Regions from separate parts of the Mus musculus genome. Here all the other regions are linked to region 1. A link is a contact called in ENCODE Hi-C data. All regions are on one chromosome and are shown on one strand. Each heading gives the region's core, a stretch centred on a gene start or an enhancer-like site at or near the end of the contact. The rest is flanking DNA. Distances are from core to core; before and after follow the strand shown. Region 1 holds the start of Hnrnpf (heterogeneous nuclear ribonucleoprotein F). Region 2 holds the start of Plxnd1 (plexin D1). Region 3 holds the start of Adipor2 (adiponectin receptor 2).

The links. A loop is a pair of places that touch in the nucleus more often than their neighbours do.
Region 2: a map of regulatory T cell shows a loop between it and region 1 (4-fold over the local background). The contact joins the promoter of Plxnd1 here to the promoter of Hnrnpf in region 1. A Hi-C loop is called at or near these places in 2 of 37 maps with a recorded cell type or tissue (T-helper 17 cell and regulatory T cell).
Region 3: a map of T-helper 1 cell shows a loop between it and region 1 (6-fold over the local background). The contact joins the promoter of Adipor2 here to the promoter of Hnrnpf in region 1. A Hi-C loop is called at or near these places in 2 of 37 maps with a recorded cell type or tissue (T-helper 1 cell and T-helper 2 cell).

Annotation. Positions count from the first base shown.
Region 1 is chr6:117,905,090-117,908,669 of GRCm38, forward strand. Hnrnpf (heterogeneous nuclear ribonucleoprotein F) reads left to right here and starts at 1,693. Exons shown (of 4, transcript NM_133834.2): 1 at 1,693-1,750. It overlaps 4933440N22Rik, which reads right to left and starts at 3,116. Exons shown (of 2, transcript XM_017321877.1): 1 at 3,015-3,116; 2 at 717-2,752. The coding sequence starts at 3,116. The coding sequence ends at 2,021.
Region 2 is chr6:115,992,995-115,996,574 of GRCm38, forward strand. Plxnd1 (plexin D1) reads right to left here and starts at 2,011. Exons shown (of 36, transcript NM_026376.3): 1 at 495-2,011. The coding sequence starts at 1,811.
Region 3 is chr6:119,386,911-119,390,490 of GRCm38, forward strand. Adipor2 (adiponectin receptor 2) reads right to left here and starts at 1,824. Exons shown (of 8, transcript NM_001355692.1): 1 at 1,572-1,824.

The sequences.
Region 1 (3,580 bases), core at 443-2,942:
CTGCTTCTGCCTCAGGAGTGCTGCGATTAAAGTATTGTGCCACTCTATCTGCTGAATCTGAAAACTTTAAATTTAAAGTGTCAATTTAAATGTAAGGGAACAGGACAGATTGTAACTCTTTTCCTTGACAATTCCTCTCTGCATTTTATTTTTCTAAAATAATAATAATAATAGTAATAATAATAATACCAGTTGTGGCTGGGCACACCTTTAATCTCTCACTTTATGCCTCAGGAGGCAGGGGCCGGTGGATCTCTGAATTGGAGCCATAGTGAGTTCCAGGACAGCCAGCTTTACAACAGAGATACCATGTCTTAGGGTGGGGGTGTGGGGAACCAAAAGAAACAATACAAAACAAAACAAGAGTTGGAAGCCAGCCTGGGTTGCAGTCAGACAGAGGGAGCTCAAAAGTGAAACCTCTGGCTGTAAAAATCTGGGAACTTCAATTTGACCCCTGGAACTCACCTAAGGGAAATGAAAATACTTGTGAAAAGTTGCTCTCTGGCTTCTTCAAGGTTAGAAGTCACTTGCACCTTTCTCTGGCAATAGTAAGGAACTTTAAAAATAAATAAAACCACCCAAGGAGCAGGGTGAGAGGTCTCAGCAGAACTTGCTGCACAGGCCTTTCAACCTTGAGTTTGATCAGGACCCCACATGGTGGAAGGAGAGAACACTCAGGATTGTCCTCTGACTTCAGTTGAAAGTGTGGTGATAACTCGCACGAACTTAACAATTTTAATGCCCCACTCCCTGGGCAAACAAACAAACAAACATCAGAGGTGGGGGATGTAATTTGCCAACTACAAGGCTCTGGGTTTAGTGCTCACGAATACTTATCTAACTTTTGTAGCATCTGTTTTCTATCATTTGACTTCTATTTTTCTTCTTGGACAGGTTTTCCTCTCAAAGTTTTCTTTCCTTTTTCTGGAGTTAGTCTGGTGTGTTGTTTTATAAACGTTTCCTTCATCACTGTAGTTCACTTATAACCAGAGATTATTCTGAACGGCCTTGTAATTTCTCCAGTGTTTATATAGACAGCAGCTCGCGACCATGCATTGTAGCCTCGGCCGCCTCCATGCAGAAATGGAGTTCGTAGGAACCAGCTCGTGTTCCTACGCCCGCCTAGGCGGCTCTGGAAGCTTCAAAAATAATCTTCACTTTAGCTTGTATCTCGACATCTCGCAGAGAATCCTCCCAAATTATTACACATCAAGAAAATCTGTCCCAGCGTTCACATAGTGCTGAGAGTTAGAAACTTCAGACAAATCCCTCCGGACTGCCTGAGATGCCCTTAGGCGGTCTTTCTTTTACATAAGACACCATTCTAGTTTTCCGCACGCATGCGGTCATTGATTCCTTTGGGATCACTTTTCGGGATGCGGAGACACGCGTGCAGAATTCAGCGTCCACCGACTCACCAGCCCACAGGTCTCTTTATGGACAACCCCCTCCACCTTGCTGTCTCCCCCCCCCCCCTCGTTTGCCCGCCCCCTCCCCCTGCTACCCCCCCCCCGCAATGTTTGCGCCTGCGCCGTCACTGTCCTCTCCGGGACTCAGAGGCGGGTCCACAGCTCTCTAGTCCCGCCCCTCTCCCTCCCCCGGCCAATCCTAGGCTCCGTTCTGGGCTCGTCAGAATGGCGCCGCGGCTGCCCTGTGCCCGGATGTCCGCTGCCTGAGGCTCCGCCCCATCACCGTCTTGCATCCTTCCGGCTCCGTCGTGGAAGGAGGACTGCGCCTCGTCTTCCTGAAGGTGGGGTTCGGGGAAGGCCAGCCCGCGGTCACGCCGGCTGTGGGAAGGGAAAGTGGGCTCCCCGGGCTACTGTTTCCGGGTGCTCGGGGCGTGGGCCGAGCGGGGAGCGGACCGGGGATCAGGAGGGCTTCCGGAGGCGCCGCTGGCGCTCGGCAGGCGGGAGTTGAGGAGCAGGCCGGCCGCGCGGTTGACTCGCCCCGCTGAGGCCGTCCCGCGAGCGCGCCTGTGGGGGTTTCCATGGTGACAGTAAACAAGCCTCAACTGCCTCAGCTACAACTGCCAAGTCCCCGGGGTTCCACCCTCCTCTAGGTGCTCTGAGGGCCGGCGAGGTCCGGATGTGAGTGGGAGCGTGGAGCCGAGAAGCCGGAGGTGAGGGCCGCCGGCGGGGTGTGCTGGCGCCTGGGCCCGGCGGGCGTTGGATGGCGGGCGTGGGATCCGGACTCGGAAGGAACGGGGCCGAGGTGGCCGCCGCACAGCCATAGCCGTGCGGAGGCTGCCCACGGAGCTGGGGACCGCGTGGCCGGGGTTTGGGGTCGGGAGCCGAAGTTCAGCGCATTTTCGACGGGGATTGGGCCGCGTGGCCGAGGTGTGCGGTCGGGGGAGCGGGGACTGAGGGCTGGAGTCCGGTCGGTAGGGCCGGGCCTCTGGGCTGAGGTGTGCGGAGGGCCTGGGAGACCGCAGCCGCGGCCCACGCCCGCCCGGAGAAAGCGCGGCTTTCCTCAGAGCCGCCCCCCCACCCCGCCCGCAGGCGCGGCTTCCTCGGCGGGATATTGGGGGGGGGGGTGAGGGTGGAGCGCTTCTCACCCACCGCGGCTTACGCTCTGTCAGCGGCCCCCCGGCAGGCCCGGGCGGTGGTTGTAGTTTGGAGAAAGACGAGCGGGCGCTCACGTGGCCCGAGGCGCCCGGAGTTTCACAAGACTGGGCGGGACGGCTCCGCCCACCGCCCACGCCCGGCCCGAGCGAAGCCGAGCGCCTCGCTTCCTCCTCGTGGCGGCCCGGGAGCTAGGAGCACCGGTCTGCGCCGGTCCCGTCCCCCAGAGGTATCGTGTTAGCGTGTGGGGTGCGGAGTCTTTGCCTAGGTGGGTTAGTCGGCCTTAGCCGCAGTTACGAGCACTTTTGTGCTGTGTTTGTGGAGCCTCACGTGTCTGGGAAAAGTTGAGGTGGGCCCGCTCGGCCTTCCCTCGGCGCGTGCTCTCCGGAGCCTTCCCGACCCGGCGGGATCGGAGAGGCAGCCCCATGTGCCCTAAGACTCCCACCCAGCGACCTTTTCTGCCCCTGCCAGTCCGGGAACAAACAAATGGGCCTCTTTCCTACCTGCAAGTCGGGCTGCGGAGTAAGCGGGCGAGCGAGCGCGGGTGGCCGCCATGTGGCTGTGCGGGATCGGTCTCCTGAACCTGGGCAGTTTTGTTTACGGAACTTTTGGGCTTATTTTAGTCGGTTTCCTTTAATGTTTATTTGTGCGTGGAGGTGAGGGGATAAGGTGAAGAAATGGATTTTTCCAGCACTGGGTCCTTGGGATTGAATTGAGGGTCCCTGTCACAATGATCTATCGCTCTGTCCAGGGGGTGGTTTAAATATTTAATTCTTCTAGTTGAACAAGACAGACGATATCTGGAAATAGTTAATACTTAAGTCTTTCTTCCCTTCGTGCTGCGGAGTGGAGGTCAAAACGTGGTTCAGTTCTTCCATCTGTGTATTCAGACTGAGCGCAGGTAGCTAAGGTCTGGCAAAAAGTGCGTTAGCCCATTGAACAATGTCGAAGTACTTTTGAGTACGCCGGGTGGCTATGCATGCTTTTGCGCTCAGCGCTCGGAGGTAGATCTCAGTTGA
Region 2 (3,580 bases), core at 761-3,260, 1.9 Mb before region 1:
GCCAACCAGGTGGCCTCACTAGGGAACCAATCACTTCCCAAATAACAGTGTCCCCTGGCACGGGCTCCCACTGGGAGTTTACATCCCTGCAGGTCTACACTCTTGGGATCTCCGATGGGTGTCCCTGTCACATACTCAGCCCTTCCGACCCACATGCCCTTTATCTTCAGTGCCAGGTGCCACACCCATCACACATCTGCCAGGGTGCAGAGGTATGTCCTAAGGGCACCTGCACTCTCCCTAAACACTCTCCTGGTGTCACTCCCCTCTCTCAGTTCAGCACACACCTGTGGCCCCCACCTGCAGAGCTGATTTGTAGGTGCGCTGTCTTCGGGGAACACCTGGGTACCTTGACAACCTAGACCTCCCCACTTAGGTGTGCGCACCTGTGACCCAGTACGCTCCCGGGCCAGCACCGCTGGCAGTAACCAATCCTCTGGGATATCTGCGTGCATACTGTATCCCCGCACACGCCCCTCAGGTCTATGGCTTACCTGTATGTTGCGCTTGCTCTCGCAGGCCGGCCCGGTGCCCTGCACCACACTGTCCAACACCGCCACCACGTCGGGCGCCGGCTCCACGAAGCAGGCGGTGCGCGCTGCACGAATGGCAGCCTGCACGTCGTCGAAGCGGAAGGCGCAAAGCGCGGCCGGGGCGTTGCGGGCACCTGGGGCGCCCTGGGGCCTCTCGAAGACAGCGAAGAACTGCTCGCGCGCGGGGAAAACCGACACGAGGCGGCTGTAGAGGTCGCCGCGGCCCGCGCCGCCCGCGCACTGCAAGCCCAGTTGGATGTAGGACTCGGTGAGCTTCTTGGCGTCGCCACCCGCGCCGCGGGGCAGGCAGATGCGCGCCAGCAGGCTGCGCGCCTGGCTGTCCTTGTCGCCCGCACGCGCCTCGCTGTTGAGCGCCAGGTACGCGTAGGGCTGCGCGCTGTGCGGTGGCACCGCCGGGTGCAAGAAGGCACGCACGAAGCCCAGCTTGTGCTGCTCCTTGGCGCCCTGCTTGATCTTCAGGATGTTATCGTCCGACGGGTTAAGGTCGAAGGTGAAGAGCTTGGCCAAGTCTCCACGCGCGTCCAGGGAGCGGATAGCGATCTCGGGCGTGTTCTCGAAGCGGTGGTCTTCTAGGCTACGGTTGCGCGGGAAGAAAGCGCTGCCGAAGCCGGTGTACGTGGCGCCCACGAGCAGACGGCTGCCCCCGGTGCCCGAGGTAGGCGGCAGCACCAGTCCCACAGTGGACGCGTTGGGGTGGTTGGCGGCCACGTTGAGCATGCTGGGGAACACGGTGACCGGTTCTGCGGTCGGCGCGGCAGGCGGAAAGCTCACGGCCAGGGCTGAGATGTTGCCCCGGCGCCTCAGCTGGCACAGACCCTGGTAGATGGAGCCGCACGCGACCACCAGACCCTGGCCCGGGTCCAACTGCAGGATTTTGTTGTAGTTGTCCGTGAGGCGCCGCGGGTGCTCGCACGAGGCCTGCGGGAGCTGCGGGGCGTGACACAGCGGGCTGTCCGGCACGGGACCCACGGTCGCCTCGGCTTCCAGGCTCAAGTTGGCACTCGACAGTTGGTACAGGCGGTTCACTGCCGCCAAGTACACGGTGCCCGCCGTGCCGTCCAGGGCGAAGTTGTTGGTGGGCGTGGGCGAGGGGAAACGGCGCTGGATCTCTAGGGCGCCGGCCCGTGCCGCCCCGAGCAGCAGCAGCAGAGGCAGCGGCAGCAGACCAGGGCCCCGCGAGTGAGGGCGCGGACGCAAGGGGACGGCCGCGGCGGCCCGGGCGCTAGGGGGTGCGCCGCCCGCGGCGCGACGAGCCATCCAGGCGAGCGCGGGCTGCGCGGCGCGGCGAGTGCATGGGGCGCGGCGCGGCCGGGAGCCGGGAGCTCGGAGGCGGCGAGAGGCGGGGGGGGGGCCCGGGCCGCGAGGCGCTTCCTGCCCGCGCCTGCCGCCCCCGGCCCCGGCGCCCCGGCCCGACTCTGGCGAGGCGCTCAGCCCGGGGGCGGCTCCGTGGAGACCACGCCCACAGCCCATCTCCCCGCCCCAGCAGCTTGGCCCACGCCCTTTCGCCCCGGGCCACGCCCCCGGCCACGCCTCTGGGCCACGCCCCGCGGTCCGAGGTCACTGGTGGCCGATACCCGGGCAGTCGCAAGTTGCCTGCCTCTTTCCTGGTTCCTGGCCAGCTCCTGGAATGTCTTCCTCTCGCTTGTTTGTTATCCTTCCTCTCTTTCTCCTCGCTCTAGTACCTTCTCTGTTCTGTTTCTGGGCTCCCGTTTGCCTTCCACCGCCTCTCAGAGTTTCGCTCTTTCAATCTCTCGGACTCCCCTACTCCGATCCTGTCAACTCCGCCCCGTGTCTCTCCCGCGTCACTCCCTCTCCCTCATCTGCGTTTCCTTTTTTTTTTTTTTCTTTCTGTTCCCGCTGCTCTCCCTCTCTACTCTTTTCCTCTCCTTGCCCCTAAAGCCCTCCATTTCCCCTCAACCGCCTGCCCCTTCTGGCCACAGTCCCCCTCCCCGCCCCCCCCGCCCCCCCCCCCCCCCGCTCACACCCCCTATGTTCTCCAAGCCTCACTCTAAAGACCAGCCAGACCAGGGACATCAGGCCCCTGGCTAACCTATGGTCTGTTCCCCGAACTGCTCTGTAAAAGGAGTTTGCAAGCAGCAGGCTCCGGGGACAAACTTGACAATCCCACAGCAAAAGTAGGAAACTGTGTTGAGAGGAAGTTCATTCCTCTTGCAAGGGCAGGCTGGGCTGAGCAGAACACCAGACACAGGGCCTTACTTTCTGGATAGAGCCAAACCCCGCAGACCCCCAGGACCTTGCCCTTAGGCCAAGGTTCTGAGAAACCTAAAGTCATTCCACATATGAGCTGGCACTGGGCACCGGACTCCTTTGACCTTCAAAGGAACAGGTAGGCCCTGGGATAAAGGCAAGGAGTCATTTTCCTAAGGTCATAGAAACCCAGGTGATCCTCTCCATAGCATGGGAGTGCCCACATAGGACCACACCAAATGCTAACCTCCTTACAAAGACTCAACCCACTTTCCGTGCATGGAAACTGAGGCCCCAGAAGTAAAGCCCAAAATACACCGCTAAGGGGGAAGGTGGGACACAGACCCATTGTTTGAAGCCACAGTTCCAGCTACAAGTTCTCAGTCAGGGTCTCCTAGCAGCTTGCAGCTGTCACTTGAGGCCTAGTGGCCCTCTCTCAGAGGGTGACCTTGCTCCCACCAGATAGGAAGGAAGGATGGGGAGGGGCTTTCCCTGTGCCTGAAGGGTCAGCAGCAAGGGCTCAGAGCCCAGCCATCCCCATTTCCCTGGCCCCCACCCCAACCTTCCTGTCCCTGTGCCTGCCTGCCGGCTTGCCTGCCATGTTCCAGCCCATTCATGGCCTTGGCTTTGATGGTCAGGAGTGTTCCTTGGCAGGAAATTGGAGACTTATGTCCTGCCTCCACCCCCAACTGAGCACCCAGGGGACTTGCCTCTACCTCTGTTTGGGGAAGGCCCGAGTCATGCTCTCCCTGTGAGCCACAGGCCCTCCACTCCACTGGACAGCCCCAGCACAGATTATAGGCTTGTCTTCCTCTGCC
Region 3 (3,580 bases), core at 574-3,073, 1.5 Mb after region 1:
AAGAAGACACTTGAAACTTTAGAACTGACAAACATAATTCCCCCTTTAAAAAATTAAGGCTCTGAGCTTTATTTTTTGAGTTGTATTGGTGGTGCACATCCTTAATCCCAGCCCATGGGAGGCAGAAACTGGTGGATTTCTGAGTTCAAGGCCAGCCTAATCTACATGAGTTCCAAGACAGCCAGGGCTACAGAGTGAGACCATGTCAAAGGGAGGGCGGGCTTTGAGTAGAGCATCTGTCCATACCAGGATTCTGGACTCATAGGTAAGATTTAGAAATTAAAGCTTGCCTGAACTACATTGATCCTGCCTGTCTTCACAACATGGTAGGTGATTCATGCTAACACACAGAAGGCTGAAGCAGGATTCTTAATGTTTGGGCTACAGAGTGAGACCTGCACACCCTCACCCACGAACAAACAAAACAAATACACTTAGTTGGGAAGTGTTTTATGAACAAATAAATTTTAAAATCCTAAAAGACTGCAGTATTTTTACCTTGCTCCTTGGGGAGCAGGGGTAAGCATTCTGCTTTGGGGAAACACAATGAACACAGCAACACAAGAATTACAGGCCATCAAGTGAGATGGCTAAAGAGTATGCTTGCCAGGCAAATTTTCAAGACCTTGCCGCCTGAGTTCGATACCCGGAACCACATAAACGTAGACGATGATCAACTTTTACCAAGTTGTTCTCTAACCTCCACACGTGTGCCATGAACACAGGAGTCACACAGAAACACACCATAATAAACTGGATAATTTTAATTTTTTTAAAGTTTTTTTTTCTTTAAATGAGACAACCAGAGTAAAACATAAATGCAACTAAAAGATCATTTCCACTAAAATACTAAAACCACCAATGAAGCATTGTACCTACCAAATCCCAGGTGGTCATGTCATTTATCAAAAATTCATTGCTCAACGCTCTCGTGAAGTTTTCAAACTCCAGAAACAAATGTTTAAATCAAGGTCAAAAAAAACAAAAGAAGAGACTCATTAGCTGTCTGGTCTAGCGCTCCCTCGGACTCATCAAAACTTATTTTATAGCCGTTTCCAGCAATTCTCTAACAAGCTAACCACTGGCAAATAAAAACCCAAAGGGGCTCAGAACTGGGCCCAAGAACTATCCCGCAGTGACAGCCTGACGCGCCACCTAAGGAAAGGTGAGGGCAACCTTCCCATCCCAGTGGTTGGAAAAGTCGCGCTGAGCACAAGCCATCCGAAGCAAGCCTGCCAGAGAAATCCCTAGAAGTGGCAGAAGACACCAACTAGAAGTCGGGGCGGGAGGATTTCAGTCTCCGGCCATCGCGGGGGTACCGGCTCCGAAATCGACTAGAGACGGAGCGAGGGGCTTCGGACTCTGCCCCGCGGCGGGGACAGGGCAGCGGGCGCCCGCGACCGCAGCTGCACGGAGCGCGGCCCCGGCCCCCCCCCCCACCCCACCCCCCCGGCCGCTGCTTGGGCCCCGCACCAGGCGCGCGGCCGCAGGTCAGAGTTCCGGCCGCGCTCGGAGCCGGCCAGGCGCGCGCTCCCGGCCCGCGCCGGGGACACCTGTCCCTCAGCCCTCACCTCCTTCCGACCCGGGCAATCTGCTGAGCCCGGGAAGCCGCGCTCGAGCCACAGCCCTTCGCCCGAGTTAGCGGCCGTCTCACCGCGCGGCTCGGGCGCCTCGGGAAGCAGCGCCTCGGGGAGGGAGAGGGGGGGCGCGGAGGGAGGGGGCCGCTCGCTGGAGCCGCCACCGCCGCCGCCGCCACCGCGGTACCGCGTCGGGACTGTGCTCGCGCCGCCGCGACCGCCGCCGCCGCCGCCGCCGCGTCTCCCCGCCTCCGCGCCCGCGCGTAGCCGTGACGCGCATCGCACGAGGCGGGCCGAGCCAGTAAGACCACACCCCGTGCGCAGCCGCGCTGGCCTAAACCGGAAGCCTCCCCTCGGGAGGCTTTGGAAGCGTGATGCATCTTGGGAGTTGTAGTTCGGCCGGGTCCACAATGTAAACAGTGCGGGCAGAGTGCCTCGGAACGCTCACCCAGCTTCCTCGACGATTTCTGAAGAGATCTGAGAAGGGAGTGGGCCGCCACGGTTTAATGACTCGGGATGGAGCGTGTGTTTGTGTCAGCGGCCAACATAATGCTAGGCGTCGTCTTATGAAGGTTTCAGGATTCCGAAAGCGTTTAGTCAACTCTTCCTCAAACAGTAGGGCTTGTTTTTATTACCGTACTAACGTATGATTGATTTATGCCCTACCACTTCTAGAAGATATTCAAAATTATTTTCAATGGTCGATTGCAAACGACTTAAGCATTGTGTCTGTTTACCCAGAGGGAATGATTTGCTACGAGTGAGCTTTCCTATTGAACCAGAACAAGGAACTATAGGAGCTGGTGTGCAGAGGAAAAAAAAATGGTTTCTTCGTGTTCAGTTGTAAGAGGATTGTATCTGTCACACTCTTTAGTTCAAAACTTAATACACGTCAAAGTAAATTCGGAAGCTTTAGTTTAGACCTTGGAGGAAGCTTATTGTTCTTGCCTTTAGACCACAATCGGTCTCATAGCCAAGAAGCTAAAATGTGATGTTGAGCGATTGGAGGGAAGCAGACATGGAAAACTCTTCAACGAGGAAAAGCACTAGAGAGGTTAAAACAAGAGGATCTTGCATGTACCAGATCAGCCTGGTGTACATCGCGAGCCAGGCCAGCCTTGGCTATACAGAGTGTAAAACCATGTCTCAGAAAAAAAGAAACGAAAGAAAGAAAGGGAGAGAGAGAGAAAGACAAAGACTTGGCTACTAAGACTGAGAAAGACAATTGTACCTTTCCCATCAGAAAACAAATGCAGGCATTTGGGAATTATAAATGTGGCCCAAGGCTGGAAATATAGCTCAGTGGTAAAGCTATAGCCACTCCAAAAGCCTCGATTCCATCAATAACTTAAGGGGGGGGGGGGTGCGGGGGGAAGGATCCATAATAAATAGGGCAAAAAGAGAAGTTTTTTTTTCAGGCTGAATATAAGGTATCCCCTAAGGAAGACAGACTTAAGATAGACCATTATCTTACCAGGTATGGGGGCTCACACCTTAATTCCTAGCACGTGGGAACTGGTATAGGACGGCTGCAGTGAGTTCATGGCCAACGTGGGCCACAAGATGAGTTCCAGGTCAGCCAGGGCTAAAATGAGACCCTGCTTCAACAAAGGAAAACAAAACCCCCTCTCAAATCTTTCCTGCAGAGCTTTCTTTTAAGGATGCTTCTTTGATCAAAGCTTCTGTCTCCAGGAACAGGGTTTTTAAGAGAGCCCGCCATTTCCCCTCCTACCTCTCAGCTTGGCCTCTTGAACTGATCTCACTGTCAATCACTACATGCAATTTCTGATGCTTCTATAATGATGAAACAAACCACCTTATTTCCTCAAAATGCCCACCCACACCTTCTCAGCTAATGAGGATCTTTGCCACTCTCCCTACCCTCAAAGGGACATTCCTGAGTCCCACTGCCCAACTGGCTTCACCCTTATCCTTACCTAAATGGCATCACCAAATGTTTCAAAGCAGATTTGTTTTTTCCAGATCTCTTTCCCTGGCTATGC